Regions from separate parts of the Homo sapiens genome. Here region 1 is linked to region 2. The links are chromatin loops, found by intact Hi-C in ENCODE. Cell type or tissue: heart left ventricle. All regions are shown on one strand. Links, peaks and the distances in the headings refer to the core of each region. The heading gives the core; the rest is flanking DNA.

Evidence for each region. Peaks named below come from ENCODE experiments on the same cell type or tissue, not always from the same donor. Only the 100,000 strongest peaks of a DNase experiment are listed, where the experiment ranks them.
Region 1: a loop joins it to region 2, with 11 times the contacts of the local background. A loop is called at or near these places in 43 of 110 quality-filtered maps.

The regions. Positions count from the first base shown.
Region 1 is chr11:61,749,339-61,754,709 of GRCh38, reverse strand. MYRF (myelin regulatory factor) reads right to left here and starts at 2,074. Exons shown (of 27, transcript NM_001127392.3): 1 at 1,920-2,074. The coding sequence starts at 1,965. It overlaps MYRF-AS1 (MYRF antisense RNA 1), which reads left to right. Exons shown (of 4, transcript NR_026882.1): 4 at 265-681. RefSeq lists silencers at 1,925-2,024, 2,145-2,284 and an enhancer at 4,962-5,371. In heart left ventricle, for the core only: a CTCF peak has its summit at 2,265; a DNase peak (open chromatin) is centred at 2,169; H3K4me3 peaks cover 1,085 bases; H3K27me3 peaks cover 501 bases.
Region 2 is chr11:62,105,767-62,111,137 of GRCh38, reverse strand. No RefSeq gene overlaps it. Among named protein-coding and RNA genes, the nearest start is that of INCENP, 16 kb to the left of the region's middle. In heart left ventricle, for the core only: CTCF peaks have their summits at 2,748 and 2,948 (motif pointing right); no DNase peak of the experiment used is centred there; H3K27ac peaks cover 1,323 bases.

The DNA of each region.
Region 1 (5,371 bases), core at 195-5,194, 360 kb after region 2:
AGCGCAGCCTCCCCCCGCCAGGCCGCTGCATGGCTAAGCCGTGGCGTCAGCCCCCACCCCCCAACCCATGGTCAGGAGGGAGCCAGGGAGTCCAGGCCAGCCAGGCCCACCCCTCTGCTCTCTGTCAGGGCCCAGCGTCCTGGGGCAGGCAGTGTGGAGGTCAAGGGAGCCTGGCCTGCGGGTCCTCTGGGTACCTAGCAGGCTCAAGGCACTCCAGACAGTAACCCAAGCAAGCACGAATGTCTGGTCCCCTCTTCCCTGAAGGTCTCAAACCGCGTCAGGCCCCTCGAGAGCTCCTATGGATCAACAGTGTCTGGGGAGAGCCAGAGCCCCGGGACAGATGCAGGGCTGCCTAAGACCCTCAGATGGCCCACCTGATGCAGAGTCAACCATTCAATCTAGTCCAAGCCTGAACTCTTGGGTTCTGGGTCTGTGGGGTGTCCAGAATCCTGGAGTGGGATGACTGAGGCTTAGGGGTGCCCCTGCCTGGGCTGCTCAGCCAGCAGGTGTGAACAAGGGTTCCTGCCTCCCAAGTCACAGAGGGAGAGAAACTGAGGCACCGGAAGACCTGCTTCTCTCCTCCACAGGACTCCACAGGAATCTGGGGCTTGAAACTTGGGCCTTGGTTCCCTGCCCTGTAGCCCTGATAGGTTCACACATGAAGGGAAGGTTCTCAATGCACCAAGGAGCAGGATGTGGCCTTAGGGACTAGAGGGAGCTCGGGGCAGGGGCTGGGCTCGCTGCATTGGTAGACAGGGGCACAAAAGGGGGCCAGAGGGTCTGGCTAGATGTTCCAGGGAGGTTCTGAGAAGCGGAGTGGGCTGGGAGGCAGTCAGCCAGAACTTCCCCTCCCCCTCCCACTGCGGTCCCATCCCTCCAGAACCCAGCACCAGGAGGAGTGGTGGCCCTGCAGGAGGGGCAGGGGTCGTCCAGGAAAAGACAGGGAGTTGGTTAGATGGAGGAGCAGACCTCCAAAACCAATGTAGGGGTGGGGGCAGAAGAAGATATTATGGGGTGTATGTCAATTCCACCCCAGAGGGCTCCTTTCGGTCAAGTGGGGGTGAGGTCACTCTTTGAGGGGGCGAGGTCAGAGAGGCACAGCTCCAGGGTTGGGGGGACATAGTGCTGAGGAGCCTCAGAGGGCTGGTGGGATGCAGTTCACAGCACTAGAAGGGTCTCAGAGAGCAGAGGTGACCGGTGGCAGGGATGTCAGCTTCAAGAAGGTTCCAGCCCCAGGAGAGCATGCTAGGGAGGGGGGTCCCAGCCCCAAACAGGAGAGCAGTCACTAGGCAGCATTGTGGAAAGCAGGTGGCAGTCTCCAAGGGGATCCAGGCTCGAAAGTGGTCCTACCCTCATGGAAGCACAGTGGGGAGGTCCCAGCTCCTAGAAGTCATGGGGGATGGCGCCAACCAGAAGGGCACACAGGGGGTCTTGGTCTCTAGGCGGGGGTCACAGATTCTGGGAAGCAGGCTGGGGTCCAGCCTCAAGAGGTACGGAAGGTCCTAGAAGGCACACCGGGGGTCTGGGCCTTGAATGGGGTTGTATCCCGCTTGGGGTTCTGGGGAAGCAAAGTAGAGGGTCCCCAGACTCGGGAAGTTTGCTGGGGGCGAGAGTGTCACAATTTAGGGAAAGTTCCGGGTCCTGGAAGGCTCAAAGGAGTCCGGACCTGGAAGGGGACACAGTCCCAAGGAAGCTGCGAGTTGAGGAGCGGGGAGGGGGAGCCCAACTTCAGCGGCGGTGGGTGGTAACCGCTGGGGGACTCCCAGCCCCGGGAGCCTGTCTTGGCGGGCTGGTGCCAGCCTGAAGGAGGGTCCCAGCCAGAGGAGGCGGAAACACAGCGAGGAGCCCCAGTTCCCGGGGAGATCAGCCGGGGGTTCCCAGCGCCAGAGGGTCGCCGCCGCCAGCCCGCGGTCTCTCACCTTCGAAGAAGCGCTGCAGCGCCTCCGTCTCGTCCACCACCTCCATGTCCCGCCTGCCCGGCGCACACTCCAGCCGCGGCCCCGCTACAGCCCGGCCCGGGGGCGCGGCATCGCCGGCGCGGCCCGCGCGACAGTCCCGGCTGGGCTCCGGCTACGGTCCCGCCCGGTCCGCCGCCGCGCTTGCCCCCCGCGCGTCCCTGGCCCGGCCCCTGCCCGCCCCACGCGCCCCGCCCGCCGCGCCCAGCGCCCCCTGCCGGCCCGCGCCGCGCCCAGCCCGGCCGCGGGCACCACGCTCCCGACTCCTGCAGGCGGCGCTCAGCGCTGGGCAGTCCTAGGCTTGCGGGGCGCGGGGCCGTCCCGGGTCGGGGGACGCGAGACCGTCCCAGGCTTGAGGGGCGCGGGGCCTTCCCGGGTCGGGGTGGGGGCGAAGGGCCGCTTGGCCTCTGTGGGGTCGGGACTGGAAGGGTGTGCCCTCGCCGTCCTCGCCTTCGTCTTGCACGGGACAAGATGTCACGATTCCGAATCCAAACCTCAGAGACAGCCCCCATCCCTCTCGTTAGCCACCCACACACCCCGCTCAGCAACAATAACAACCTGCATTTAGGGAACGTGTGTTATGTGCCAGGCCACACAGGCATTATCTCATGTACTCCTCACAGGCACCTTATCAAGGAGATGCTGTTGTTACCTGCATTTTACAGATGGGGAAACTGAGGCTCAATGCATTAAGGACTGCCAGGAAGCCCTGTCCTGTGGCTGTGATGATGGAAATGTTCCCTGTGTTGTTCAGTATGGTAGTCACTGGCCACAAGTGAGCACTGGAAATGTGCCTATTGAGACTGAGGAACTGATTTTTTCATTTTGTTTAATTGTAATTAAACAGTTACGTGTGGCTGTGGTATTGGACAATGCAGGTCTAAAAGCTCCTTTTTTTTTTGAGATGGAGTTCGGCTCTGTCGCCCAGGCTGGAGTGCAATGGCGCGATCTCAGCTCACTGCAACATCTGCCTCCTCGGTTCAAGCGATTCTCCTGCCTCAGCCTCCCCAGTAACTGGGATTACAGGCGCCACCACGCTGGGCTAACTTGTATTTTTAGTAGAGACGGGGTTTCCTCATGTTGGCCAGGCTGGTCTCGAACTCCTGACCTTAGGTGATCAGCCCACGTTGGCCTCCCAAACTGCTGGGATTACAGGCATGAGCCACCGCTCCCCGCCCTGCCTAAGAGTTTCAAGGTCATTAAAGTTCAGAGCCAAATCCTGGCTGCCCCGGGAATCCGAACTCTCCTTTGCCGTGGCCCTGTCTGGTATAATGAAACCTGGAGGTTCTAACTCGATATAAGTCCAGGATAAAGCGGTTGTCCTTGTGCCCCTGCCTTCACCCTTATGACTGACTGCCTCCACATCTCTGTCCTGCCCAACTTGCACAGCCTCTCGTCTCACTGATATCCCCTTCAGTTCTCCCAAATCACCCTTTCTGAAACATACATCCGATCATGTCATTCCTTTGCAAAACTAAGTTTCCCTTTGCACTCAAAACAATATCTGAATGTCTTGCTCTGGTTTCTCAGGCCCCGCCTCTACCACTGGCCTCAGCTCTTCCCCTCTCTCCATTGCTCACTGAATAACAGCCACCAAGACCTCCTTGCCATTGCTCAAACATGCAAGGCCTACACCTGCCACAGGGCCTTGGCACATGCTATTCCATCTGTTTACAATGCTTGTCTCCACATGGCTACTTCTTTGTAGCAGTTGGTCTCAGCTCAAATGTCATGTCCCCAACCAGCCTACCTAAAGCAGTTCTCCCTACCTAGGCCTTTCTTGCTCACCATGTAAAAGATTCCTATTTAGTTTCTGTTATTATCCTTCTTGCTCTAGAATGGAAGCCCTACGAGGGCAAGATATTTTTCTGTATCGGTCACTGCTATAGCTTCAACACCAAGAACATGACCTGGCACACAGTAGGTGCTCAATAAATGTGTTGAATGAATGTATGGTGGCATCTTCAAACTACCGAATCCAGTCAGGCTCCAGTGGCTCACACCTGTAATCCCAGCACTTTGGGAGGTTGAGGCAGGAGGATTGCTTGAGGCCAGGAGTTCGAGACCAGCCTGGGCAACATGGCAAGACCCTGTCTCTACAAAAAATTAAAAAATTAACTAGGCACGGTGGCACATGCCTGTGATCCCAGCTACTGGGGAGGCTGAGGAAGGAGAATCGCTTGAGCCCAGGAGGTTGAGGCTGCAGTGAGGCTGCAGTGAGCCATGTTTGCACCACTGCACTCCAGCCTGGGCGACAGAGCAAAACCCTGTCTCCAAACACAAACAAACAAACAAACAAAAATCTACAGAATCCTGGACCTCTGAAACCTTGGGAGCGGATAATTCTGGAATCCCAGACCTAGAGAATCATCCCGCTTCAGAGTGGCTCAACTTGAAGCCTCTCGGGACCCTTCAAGGCAGCACGTAAAAGCTGGAAAAACCTACCCCACCCAACCACTGTTTGACAAGCCACTAAACAGAGGCCAGAGGTGTGGGGGACTGCTGGCAGATCAAGATGCCAACGTAGCCAGCTTCGGACTCTCACCTCTGCCTTGCAGCATCCCCAGGGAGGGTGGGGCACAAGCCAGGCCACCCCGTGGGGATGGGGTGAGAGGCCTGGAAGCCGCTCCCACCCCAGCCTCCCTGTCAGTTCTCAGTGGCCAGCCGTGGGGGAGGGGCAGCCAATGCCTGAGCCCCAGATGTGGCCCAGTCAGCAGGCCCATGGTGGCCCGCCGAAAAGGGTCAATGCCACGACAGTTCTGGGGTTGGGGGAGGGGGTGCTGAGGCCGGCGGGTGCCTCACAATGAGGTTTTGTCCCTCTGGGGGCCGCTCTCAGAGCTGTTGCTCTTAGATATATAGAATGGGATTTTGCTGGAGGCCCCAGCTGTGTGTGCTGACCGCAGCTCCCTCACCGCCCCCGCAGGGGCTGGGCTGAGAGGGGGGAGAGGGGCCACACTGAGACTCCTATTCTTTTCCAGCTGATACACCCCAGAGGTTTTTCTCCCTCCGCAGACTCCCTTAAGACAATTGTTATTCTCCACCCTGCCCCTCCTCCACCCGGGGTCAGGCCTGCCTGCGGACAAAGTAGACACCCGCCTACACCACGCGATTCTGAGAAACGGATTTACATTACGAGTCGCCTGGGACCAGCCACAGAACCAGCTTCTCTACAAGCCTCCACATACCCACGGATCTTTCCTCCGTATCCCACATACTGCATAACTGACCATCATCTAAGTTCTCACCACCATCCGTTGAGCTACACATTGTCCCTGTCCTGGTCAGCAAGGGCTGGAGGTAGAAGGGAAGACTCGTACTTTGTCCCTAACGCCCCAACTCCATTGCATTATAATCAATTAAGAGTATAGATTATTCAATCTCTAGGGTAGCCTTGAAGTTGGAAGGGGTGGAATGGA
Region 2 (5,371 bases), core at 87-5,086:
GCCTCATATTTTTTGTCTAGTTTTTCTGTAGTTTATGGTGGGAAGGCTAATTCTGTACCGGTTCCTCCACCATAGATGATAGCAGAAGTCACCCATGCTGTGTTTTATTTGAGGGCCTGTGTGTTGAAGTCTCAAAGGCTCCCTCTTGTTAGTTGTTGCCCTGTGATGATGGTGATGGCTGAGAGGCTCATTTACACCAACTAAAAAATGTGCAGACGGAAGGTTAATAAAAGAGTGCCTTTTGCCGGGCGCGGTGGCTCACGCCTGTAATCCCAGCACTTTGGGAGGCTGAGGCGGGTGGATCACGAGGTCAGGAGATCGAGACCATCCTGGCTAACGCGGTGAAACTCTGTCTCTACTAAAAATACAAAAAATTAGCCGGGAATAGTGGCGGGCGCCTGTAGTCCCAGCTACTCGGGAGGCTGAGGCAGGAGAATGGCGTGAACCTGGGAGGCGGAGCTTGCAGGGAGCCAAGATCGTGCCACTGCACTCCAGCCTGGGCGACAGAGCAAGACTCCGTCTCAAAAAAAAAATAAATAAATAAAAATAAAAATAAAAAAGAATAAAAGAGTGCCTTTTATCAACTTGCAGTAAAGAATAAAATTTCATCAGACTAGAATGTTTGTGTGCATATTATTGTTCAGTCTCTTTCATAAGCAGAGCACATGAGGAAAATGATAATCAGCCCCTTTTTTTTTTCCAGAGAGAGGATCTCAATCTGGCACCCAGGCTGGAGTGCAGTGGCATTATCATAGCTCACTGCAGCCTCAACCTCTGGAGCTCAAGCAGTCCTCTGCCTCAGCCTCCCAAGTAGCTGGAACTACAGGCACATGCTATCACACCCAGGTAATATTTTACTTTTTTGTAGAGATGTGGTCTCACCATGTTGCCCAGGCTGGTCTCAAACTACTGGCCTCAAGTAATCCTCCTGCCTTGGCCCACCAAAGTGCTGGGATTTTAGGCGTGAACCACTGCACCTGGCCAGAGGCTTTTATTGAGGGTTTAGTATGAAGAATTATTGTCATGAGTAGCCAGTTAACCTGGGGGCAATCCAGTGTGTTCTCTCTCTAAGGCACAATGGAAGCCACGGATAATCTGAAGGTTGTCAGTACTCACGGAGTTAGCATGGGGTTGCTAATAGTTTAGAGGAATATTTACCAATTAGAGGAATTATTAATGGCATCAAACTATGGAGGACGCCTCAGACACAGCCAAGGACCTAGTAAGGCACACAGGGAGAACGCCATGTGATCATGAAGGAAGAAGGCCAATTCGAGGAATGGTTAATGGCATCAAACTATGACAGCTTAGTGCATTCCATTTATATCAGAGAGAGTCTTGCCGATGGAATCAGAAATACATGAAGTCCTCCAGCCATAACTCCCTGCATCTATCTCCACCTAAAAGGAGAACCTGTCCTTTAGAACAGGAGATACTTCAGGTTTGGTGACTGAAACTCATTCTCCCTTATACAGCGCTTGGATAGGAAATGCCAACATTTGCTTCTCTGACTTTCCTTTTGCTTTGCTCAGGTGACCTTGCGTGTCTCTGCTCTGATCCCTTATAAGTGATCTCAGAGTTGAGCTCCCAGGTGACAACTGTGTTTTCCGTTTTCCTCATTTCCAGCTTCATCAGAAGCACCTCTCTGTAGCTCCAAGTATTGAAGGTAGTCGAGCACGTTAATTCTTCATTGCATTCTAAGCCTAACTTCTATTACAGAATAGTTTGTCTGGCTGTGGGCAGTCCAGCTTTCTCTGTTTCTTTGTCATACTTTCTTTGTAAGGGCACAGCACCCTTTTTTACCCTGGCTGACAAAGACATTGTATAAGGAATTCCTGCTCAGGATGAGTCACTGGACTGGAGATTCGAAGTTCACATATCCTTACAATTTGAAGTTTTCCAGTCGTTGGCTGCTTTGGGGAAGTCAACTTAATTTGGTTCAGCAAAATCAAAGTAACCACTGAAAAGTGTTTGAGGGATAAATCTCTGCAAAATCTGTATTCACTTGCTAGAGCTGCTGTAACAGTGTCACAAACGGAGCAGCTTAGACCGCAGAAATGTGTAATCCCACGATTGTGGAAGTCAGAAGTCTGAGATCAGGGTGTTGGTTGGGTCAGCCCCTTCTGAGAGCCATGAGGGTGAATCTGTTTGGTGCAGCTGTCGTGGCTTCTGGTGTTTTGTTGTTGTTATTGTGTTTTTTTTTTTTTTTGAGATGGAGTTTCACTCTTGTCGCCCAGGCTGGAGTGCAATGGTGCGATCTTCAGCTCACTGCAACCTCCACCTCCTGGGTTCAAATGATTCTCCTGCCTCAGCCTCCCAAATAGCTGGGATTACAGGCGCCGCCACCATACCCAGCTAATGTTTGTATTTTTAGTACATGGGGTTTCACCATGTTGGTCAGGCTAGTCTTGAACTCCTGACTTCAGGTGATCCACCAGCCTCCGCCTCCCAAAGTGCTGGGGTTATAGGCGTGAGCCACCACACTGGCCTGGCTCTGGTGTTTTGCTGAAAATCTGCCTTCATGATCACACGGCATTCTCCCTGTGTGCCTTACTAGGTCACGTAGCTGTGTCAGAGGTGTCCTCCACAGCAAAAGTCGCAGTGGGAGGCAAACCAAACATGAGGTGGTATCTTGCTTTCCCTGCCACAGAAGGACGGGTCATGGTAGTTCCCCAGCAACTCCAGAAATAGCTGGAGCTCGTGCAGCCTAATGAAACTGTGGTGCAGTGGCGTGGGCCCCGGACTTGGAACAAAAAGCCCTGGGGCACCTACGTGACTTAGAGGACCAGTGTCCCCATCTGCAGAATGAGGGCATTAAAACATGTTAAAACATAAAAATGAAGGTGGCTTCTTAAGGTCCCTCCACCGCCAAAGATGAATTCTTTCAGCAACAGGGCAGTCAAGCTTTAATCTGAATTTATAAATGAGCACCATACTGTAAATCCACTAGGGGGCAGTAACTGTTCGCATTTGGATCCACTGATCCGCAGGCCTTGAACTACCATGACACCTTTATTAGGAAAGCAAGAGGCAGGTGGGTGGGATAAGGAATCTGGTTTTCCCCTCCATACCAAGCTACAATAAAGCCTTATGAATCGTGGCCATTTGGGGCAATAAAAAAATGAGTATTTTGTTGTTTTCTGCATCAGCTTGAATTTCCCTGGATTTTACCCTTTACCCATGAGGATGGATCTCTTTTTCTTTTTCTTTTTTCTTTCAGACAGTTTCACTCTGTCACCCAGGCTGGAGTGCAGTGGTGCAATCTCACCTCACTGCAACTGTCGCCTCCCAGGTTCAAGCGATTCTCCTGCCTCAGCCTCCCAAGTAGCTGGAATTACTGGCATGTGCCACCACGCCCGACTACTTTTTGTATTTTTAGTAGAGACGAGGTTTCACCATGTTGGCCAGGCTGTTCTGGAACTCCTGACCTCAAGCGATCCGCCTGCCTCAGCCTCCCAAAGTGCTGGGATTACAGGTGTGAGCCACCGTGCCCGGCCTCATCTCTTTTTCTTAATATGTTACTTGTTAAGTTTCAGAATTTCAGACCTGAAGGGACCCTTTGCAGTTGTGGTGAGTAGCTAGCTCAAGGCAATGGCAAGTAAATGGCAGGACCAGGAATACAAACCATCAAGTCTATTTTCTCAGCTGTATGATGAGACGTGATCTCTGAAGTTCCTTTAGGTCTAAGAGTCTGGCTCTCTGGTCTTCATTATCCAGACTGATTTCTGCTTCCCTGTGGTGGATCTAAGCATTAAATTGGGCTGGTAGGTTGACTTTTCTGAATATGGAGAGCTGGATTATCTAAAACTTTCTCATCAGAATGGAATTTAATTAAATCTTATTAAATCCATTGTATCACATTAAATCTCAAGTTGCATTCATTAAAATGGTAGTTCTCTGGACTTTTGGATTTCACAGAGTAGCAAAATTTGCAAATACGTTTAAGCATTGAGTTAATTTTATTAAGTAAATATGTATGGGTTTTTTTTTAACACCTATCTCTTATTATCCTACTATTATAAAAGACATTTAAACTCAAAAAGAAGAGGGCATGCAATCTCAGAATACGTCAAAGTGACACAAATAAATTCCTTTATGAGGCCAGGCACGGTGGTTCACACCTGTAATCCCAGCACTTTGGGAGGCCGAGGCGGGCGGATCACCTGACGTCAGGAATTAGAGACCAGCCTGGCCAACATGGTGAAACCCTATCAATACTAAAAATACAAAAATTAGCTAGGCATGGTGGTGGGCACCCATAATCCCAGCTACTCAGGAGGCTGAGGCAGGAGAATCACTTGAACCCAGGAGGTAGAGTTTGCAGTGAGCCAAGATTGCACCACTGCACTCCAGCCTGGGCGACAAGAGTGAAACTCCATCTCAAAAAAAAAAAAATTCCTTTATGAAAAACTCATTGCATTGTTCTTATTTTTCTCGTATTGTACAAATCAGTAAAATCCTTGTCAGCCACTGGATCCAGCCTACAGATCAGCCTTGAGAACGTCTGCTTAAAGCAACTGACAATGTTATAAAAGTTCCTCCACAAAAGAGCTCTGCTGCCTGTGAATGCCTCCTTGAAGAGACAATGAAGGCAGAACACATATCCAAGCTGGGCAAAAGAAAACAGTGGGGGTCAAAAAGTATGTCTTTAAAGCTGCACTTCCAAAGAACTTCCTGAGAGATTTGTAATTTCTATTTCTGTATGATAAAACACTATTGGTGAGGCATGGTTGTTCATGCCTGTAATCCCAGCATTTTGAGAGGCCAAGGTGGGCGGATCACCTGAGGTCAGGAGTTCAAAACAAGTCTGGCCAACATGGTGAAACCCCGTCTCTACTAAAAATTAAAAAAAAAATTAAAAAAAAAATTAGCCAGGCATGGTGGTGCATGCCTGTATTCCTAGCTACATGGGAGGCTGAGGCAGGAGAATCGCTTGAACCCGGGACGGGGAGGTTGCAGTGAGCCGAGATCATGCCACTGCATTCCAGCCTGGGTTATGGAGCAAGACTCCCGTCTCATAGGAAAAAAAAACAAACAAAAAAACCCTACATTCTTAAGGCCTAAAATGTACTAAAAATAAAACAGGAAAACAAAAATGGGGGTAGGGTTCCTTCTGTGAATGCAAACATGCTTGACCAATGAGATGTAGTTGAAAACCTAGACCACTGGTACAGACTGAATTGTGTGGACTCTCCATACTCACATACAGCAGATGCAGAGAAGGGCACAGAGGGAGGGAGTGATAAATCTGAAGATAAATGGAGAATTCAGAATTCTCGCTTTGATGTACTCAGTGGCTTTTTGGCAAACCGTCTAATCCCAGTCTGCAGTTTGAAAGAACACGCTATAATTGTTAGCAGCACCCACTCAG